2 separate regions of the Homo sapiens genome follow, and region 2 is linked to region 1. A link is a contact called in ENCODE Hi-C or POLR2A ChIA-PET data. All regions are on one chromosome and are shown on one strand. Each heading gives the region's core, a stretch centred on a gene start or an enhancer-like site at or near the end of the contact. The rest is flanking DNA. Distances are from core to core; before and after follow the strand shown.

Evidence for each region. A loop is a pair of places that touch in the nucleus more often than their neighbours do. ChIA-PET counts read pairs that join two places held with the same protein, here RNA polymerase II (POLR2A). Pooled maps may share reads with other maps.
Region 2: a map of naive thymus-derived CD4-positive, alpha-beta T cell shows a loop between it and region 1 (11-fold over the local background). The contact joins the promoter of TEX264 here to the enhancer-like site in region 1. A Hi-C loop is called at or near these places in 1 of 168 maps with a recorded cell type or tissue (naive thymus-derived CD4-positive, alpha-beta T cell) and 6 of 50 pooled maps. POLR2A ChIA-PET finds 5 or more read pairs at or near these places in 1 of 52 experiments (naive thymus-derived CD4-positive, alpha-beta T cell).

The regions. Positions count from the first base shown.
Region 1 is chr3:51,023,557-51,026,256 of GRCh38, forward strand. All of the region lies in intron 5 of DOCK3 (dedicator of cytokinesis 3), which reads left to right. Among named protein-coding and RNA genes, the nearest start is that of MIR4787, 350 kb to the left of the region's middle. Within about 2 kb of position 1,400, at least 4 of the 41 ENCODE cell types and tissues checked have a DNase peak (open chromatin) inside an H3K27ac peak, as active enhancers do.
Region 2 is chr3:51,669,891-51,672,590 of GRCh38, forward strand. It overlaps TEX264 (testis expressed 264, ER-phagy receptor), which reads left to right and starts at 1,362. Exons shown (of 5, transcript NM_015926.6): 1 at 1,362-1,398. It overlaps LOC124906237 (a long non-coding RNA gene), which reads right to left and starts at 1,215. Exons shown (of 2, transcript XR_007095907.1): 1 at 759-1,215. RefSeq lists a silencer at 1,098-1,527.

The sequences.
Region 1 (2,700 bases), core at 150-2,649:
AGGTGCACACCACCATGCCCGGCTAATTTTTGCATTTTTAATAGAGACAGGGTTTCATCATGTTGGCCAGGCTAGTCTCAAACTCCTGACCTCAGCTGATCTGCCCGCCTTGGCCTCCCAAAGTGCTGGGATTTGGCATGAGCCATCAGGCCTGGTCTGATTGATTTTTTCTTTATAGTTATCTATCTCCCTGGAAAATTTTTCATGCATATCCTTGACTGTTTTTTTAATTCATTTTTGTTGGTTTTCACCTTTCTCTTGTATTTCCTTGAGTAGCTTGATAATCAACCTTCTGAATTATTTTTGTCTCATTTCAAATATTTTATCTTCATTTGGATTCATATCTGGAGAGCTATTGTGACATTTTGGGGGTTTTATGGAACCCTGTTTTGTCATATTACCAGAATTACATTTCTGGATTTATTTCTAATTTGGATAGCCTATTTTTTCAAATTGTTACTGAATTTATTTTTTACTAGACTGTGTTTTCTTAATGGTTTTTTTTACTTTAAGGGTCTGACTTCAATGTTTGTAGTAAATTATTTTAGCCTAATTTGATTCTTGGGGCTTGGTTAAGACTCTGTATGAGTTCCTTTGTTATAGAAAGTCTTTGTGCAATGGCTTTCCCATATGATGGTTGTAATAGTTATTATGTACTTGGTGTGTAGGCCAGTTCACTGTCTCCTATTGGGTTGGAATGGCAGGGATTCCTTAAAGCTTATCTCATTCTCTCATGGTGTATGGTTTATTTATTTATTCAATTTTTTCCCCAGTATTTTATTAACTGAGTTGATGATTCAGGCTTTAGGCCAGTTGTGGATGTATCCCTGGGTAGTCACTGGTTGTAGCTAAAGCAAGTTGGTAGATGTAATACCCAATGGTGGGCAGAGGTCCCAGCCTTGATGAAGGTAACTGGGGGGTCAGGGGTAGATCTCAATTAGATGTTCTGAGATTTTATCAGGGTGAAGGGTGAGAGCTACCTCAGCTTCCCTGCTAGGCCAGCAGAAAAGCTTTCCACCTCACAGCTTTACTGTTTTCCCAGTGTTCTGGCTGTTCAGATCAGACAGGCACCTCTTCTTTAGGAATATTGATGTTCCATGTAGGGAGGAATTGTGATTCTGCCTTTTGTGCAAGCCTGCATCTGGGCAGTGCTCCTCCTGTGGGGCTGCAGTCATCCTGAATTGTTCCCTGAATTGGGGAATGTCTGCAAGGGATCCAGTGATGTGACATAGACTCTGAGATTCCTTGGTTGTAGATAGGCTTAGTGTGCTGCCTTTCTTGAATGCTGGTAATACTAGTAGTGAACTTGTCACGTGGACAGACTCAGGACCTTTGGTTTGCCAGGGTGTTGCAGGCAGTGATGATTGCCGAGGTCATGCAGCTGTTTTCTCCTTCTTGGGCACAGTGTTATTCTATCTAGAGATGGTGTCAAGATCTGTGTTGGTTGGCCTCCAGCCAGGAGGTGTTGCTTTCAAAAGAGCACCAGCTGCCGTAATAACAGTGGGATTTGAGCTTGCCCTAAGTTGCCTAGGGGAAGTATTCTGGTTTCTTAGGTGATGGGTGGGGCTACAAGTCTCCTAAAAGTTTATGTCTTTTGTATTAAGTTACCAGGGCAGGTGGAGAAATACCACCAGGTTGGGTCAGGGTTAGGTGGGCCTGAGCTCTGATTCTCCTTGTGCAGGGCAGGCTAAGGCCCCTGTGAGAGACCAAGGTGGTTCTCAGGTCGCTGGGGTAATGTTTCACAGGGGAGTATAACTGCCTCTGCTGCACAGAGGAGTTTACAAAAGGAGTGGGGAGTAGTGGGCAGCAGTGAGCCTTACCTAGTTCCCACATCGTTTTCAAGGTCGGTGTCACTCCTGCGGTGCTCTGGTGACAGCACCTGGTTTAGATCTAGGCAGTCTGCACACAGAATTCAGACCTGCCCCAGCCTATAAGCTTCCCCACAGAGATAGCAACCACAGCTTTCAGGCCGCACCCCTCCCCGTCTTTCTGCAAAGTCACGTGCCCAGCTTCTGCACTCCTGTCTGCAGCTCACTTCCTGCTCATTCCCCAGGTTCTGTTCATGGGGTGTTTGTCCTCTCTTGAGATTATATCACAAAATTCAGTTGGGAGCTGCATTTACCCTGTGAATTCTCCCTCGTTGACCGACTTCCCCAAGGGCTCCTGTGAGATATAGTCAGGAATCACTTCCCTTGGTTCACACTGGAGACTGGGAATGCCTGCAAGCCCCTTCCCACTGTTGCTTCTACTTTTATATTTTATGCCACTTTCTAAATTTGATCCAGCTCTTGGTAGAGTTTAAGGTCTTCTTCCATGGCCTGAATTTTCAGATTCCCCAGTGAGGATGTACTCAGAGGCAGACTCTCCCCTTCTCACACTCTGAGAACTTAGTTTTTCACCTGTCTCATGGAGTAGGCTGCAGCCTGCCATTTGTTTCAAAGGGTCTGTAGATTCTTTTGATTTTTCTATTAAGTTCCTGTGTTGGTTCTTGCTTTAAAAAAAAAAATTCACAGTGTGAATCTCTACACACTATTCTGACCTTCCAAGTGGGAGAGGCAAGCTAACACTGCCTCCAATCTGCCATTTTGAAAAAAATAAAAAATGAAAAAATGAGGGTTTGTATTATGAAGTGACGTTGGATTTTATTGAATGGTTTTTCTGAGTCTATTGAGATGGTCATATGTTTTTTTTTGTTTTTAG
Region 2 (2,700 bases), core at 112-2,611, 650 kb after region 1:
TGATGTTCATAGGTAAAACAACTGCTGCGACCTGCACTGGCCCAGCCCGGAGTGCCTGTGAGGGGCCAGCTGCCTGTTCTGCCAGTTTGCCTAGAGGGCTGGGACAGGCTTGGCCCTGTGGATAAGGTTCAAACTCCCCTGCCTGCGGAAGGAAGAATGTGAAGCAGAGGGAAAGGAAGCTGGGATTTTGACTGTCTCTGTGTGCCCAGCCTGCTCTTTGCTGGTGCAGTAGTGGGATCCACAAGGTGAACCACCCTGTGACTGCTGACTTTTCCCACCACCACCTTCGTGGTGTTCCCATCTGCTGGATCCCCCTCCCAAACATCAGTCCTTGTCAGGATACCAAAGTAGCTCTTGGCCTCGCCGGTCTTGTAGCCAAGCTTATGAGCATAGTTGTCACCTTCCCCACCTCCCACCAAAAGTCCGGGATTTTCACGAGGGGAGCGTTTTATCTTTGGGCCCCTAGAAGAGTGCTTTGTAGTTTGTAGGTCCTCAGAAATTTGAGGTGAAGATTGAACCAATCATCAAGGAGCTTACACTTGACGTGGGAATCACGTAAGTTACCGCTAAACCACAAAGGTAGACCAGCCTCCCACAGCCACAACCTGGGCACTGAGGGAGGAGCCTGGAAGAAGGGCATTCCCATGGAACGTGAACTCCAGGAGGGCAGAACCTTGGTTTTGTTCACTCTATCCCCAGCCCCTAGAACTGTCCTGGCAAGGAGTAATAATAAGTGTTGGATGGATGAATATACTCACGGAAGTGGGAATGGGTGGGTGGAGGCAGGAAGCAGATATTTGCGCTATGCAGAAGTTGGATCCACCAGTTTCTTCCGCGAGCCCAGACTGGGCTTCAGCTTCCTCACCTATGCCTTTCTTGGTTCCCAAGTCTGTTGCGAAGCCACAGTGAGAGAAAGTGGCAGGACTAAAGGTGGTACAAATGCCAGAGGCTGATACTGCTGTGCTGCGCCTCCCTAGGCTGTACAAATTCTCCTCAGCCCCAGCTCCCTGGTCCCCAGCCTGGCCCTCTACTGCGGGCCACTGGGCTGCCTCCCGTACCCGAGCCTGGGCCAGGCTGTCACTGTGGTGCTCCTGCCAACCCAGATGCCCTGGGGTGTTGCTAAATCAACCTCAGCAACCGGATAGTTTGTTGGAGGCGGGAAGGTACGCCGTGGGTTCCGCCGCAGCCAGCGCTGGGGCTAGGCACACGCCCGTTGCCATGGAGACGGGGCGGGGCAGGCCTCCGCCCTCCGGGTCCCGCGCGCACGCGCCCACGGCCACGGCCATGTCCCGCCGCGAGAGGGGGCGGAGCGAGCGTGCGCGGCGGGCGCGCGCAGGCTCCGTAACCGAACCCTGAGCCGCCTGCGCGGATCGGCGTCCGCAGCGGGCGGCTGCTGAGGTGAGGGCCGGGCCAGAGGAGAGGCATACCCACTGGGGCGTAGGTCTGGGACTCCCCCTGTCCGCCCTGGCGCGACCTCAGGACTCTCCGTGTCCCCTCCGTGACCCCCGCGGCCCGGGCCGCTCTTTGCATCTTGTCTTGCCCACAGCTGGCCTCGGCCAGGTCCGAGGGCCTGGATGCGACCTTGGGGCAGCCCCTACTCTTCCGGGCAGCCCACTTCCGCGGCCACCGGTGCAGGGCATGCCCCGGGGCCGTGGAGGTGAGGGAAAGAGGCGCGAGTCGCGTTTTAACTCCGCCCCCGTCCCCCAAGGCCGCGCCTCGCAGCCTGGGCTGCAAACTTTAGCGTCCTTTAAGTTACAGACGTGCGTGGGGCTCCGTGAGGAGGTGGGCGAAGAGAAAGGCTCTGAGTAAATAGGCAAGGCCCGGGGTGAGCAGGGGCTGGAATCCGAAAGTGGGAGGCGGCGGCCCCCCACCCTCCATAGTCCTTCCGCCCTCTGCTAGCACCGAAGTTTAGCCCAGGACGGGGGCCGTTTAAGGGCCCGGCCCTCCGCCGCCGCGCACGTGAGCGGCACCAGGAAGCTGGCTGGGCGCAGCCTTCCCTGAGGCTCGCTGGCACCGGCCGCACGCGTCCATCCCGGGCCTCTGAGCGGAGGGGGAGCCGAGGCTAGAGGGAGGGCGCAGTCTGCCCAAGGTCAGCGGCAGCGGCAGTTTCTGGGCGCCAAGTGTGATTGGAGTACTCCAGGAAGAGGGGCGTGACCAGAGCTCTAGCGAAGAGACCTGACATTGTAAAGCTAGGTTTGGCTTCTGATTTCCACAGGGGGTTTGAGAATGGGACGAGGGTGCTTTAGAGGGACCGGTAGGCTTTCCCTGAGGACGGTAATCAGGGCATGATGGTTGGCTCAGTGGTTATTTCCTGGGCAGGGGTGACTGTTCTTTCAGCTCCCAGCACTGGAGCGCTCGGCCCCTGCCGCACTGGATGCCAGCAGTTACTAAAAGTGAGCCTGGCATTTCAGGTGAGCTCCCAGACCTTCTTCCTTTTCTCTTGAATATAGGGGAAATTCACGTTACCTCTCCACGTGCCGACCAAGGCTCTGAGACCCCCAGGTGGGTTTTCTTCCCCCCCGCCGTTTTCTGAGCAGTTTGGGAAGTGAGAGGAAGAGAAAGGTAGATACTAAGTTTCCTTGAGGAGACAGGAAGTGTTCAGCTGAGATGGCAGATCAGGGTGAGGGCTTGTCATTCCCAAGGCAAGTGGGGGCCTAGATGCTGAGAGTTTTCCAGCTTTGGGCTCAGAGATGTCCAACA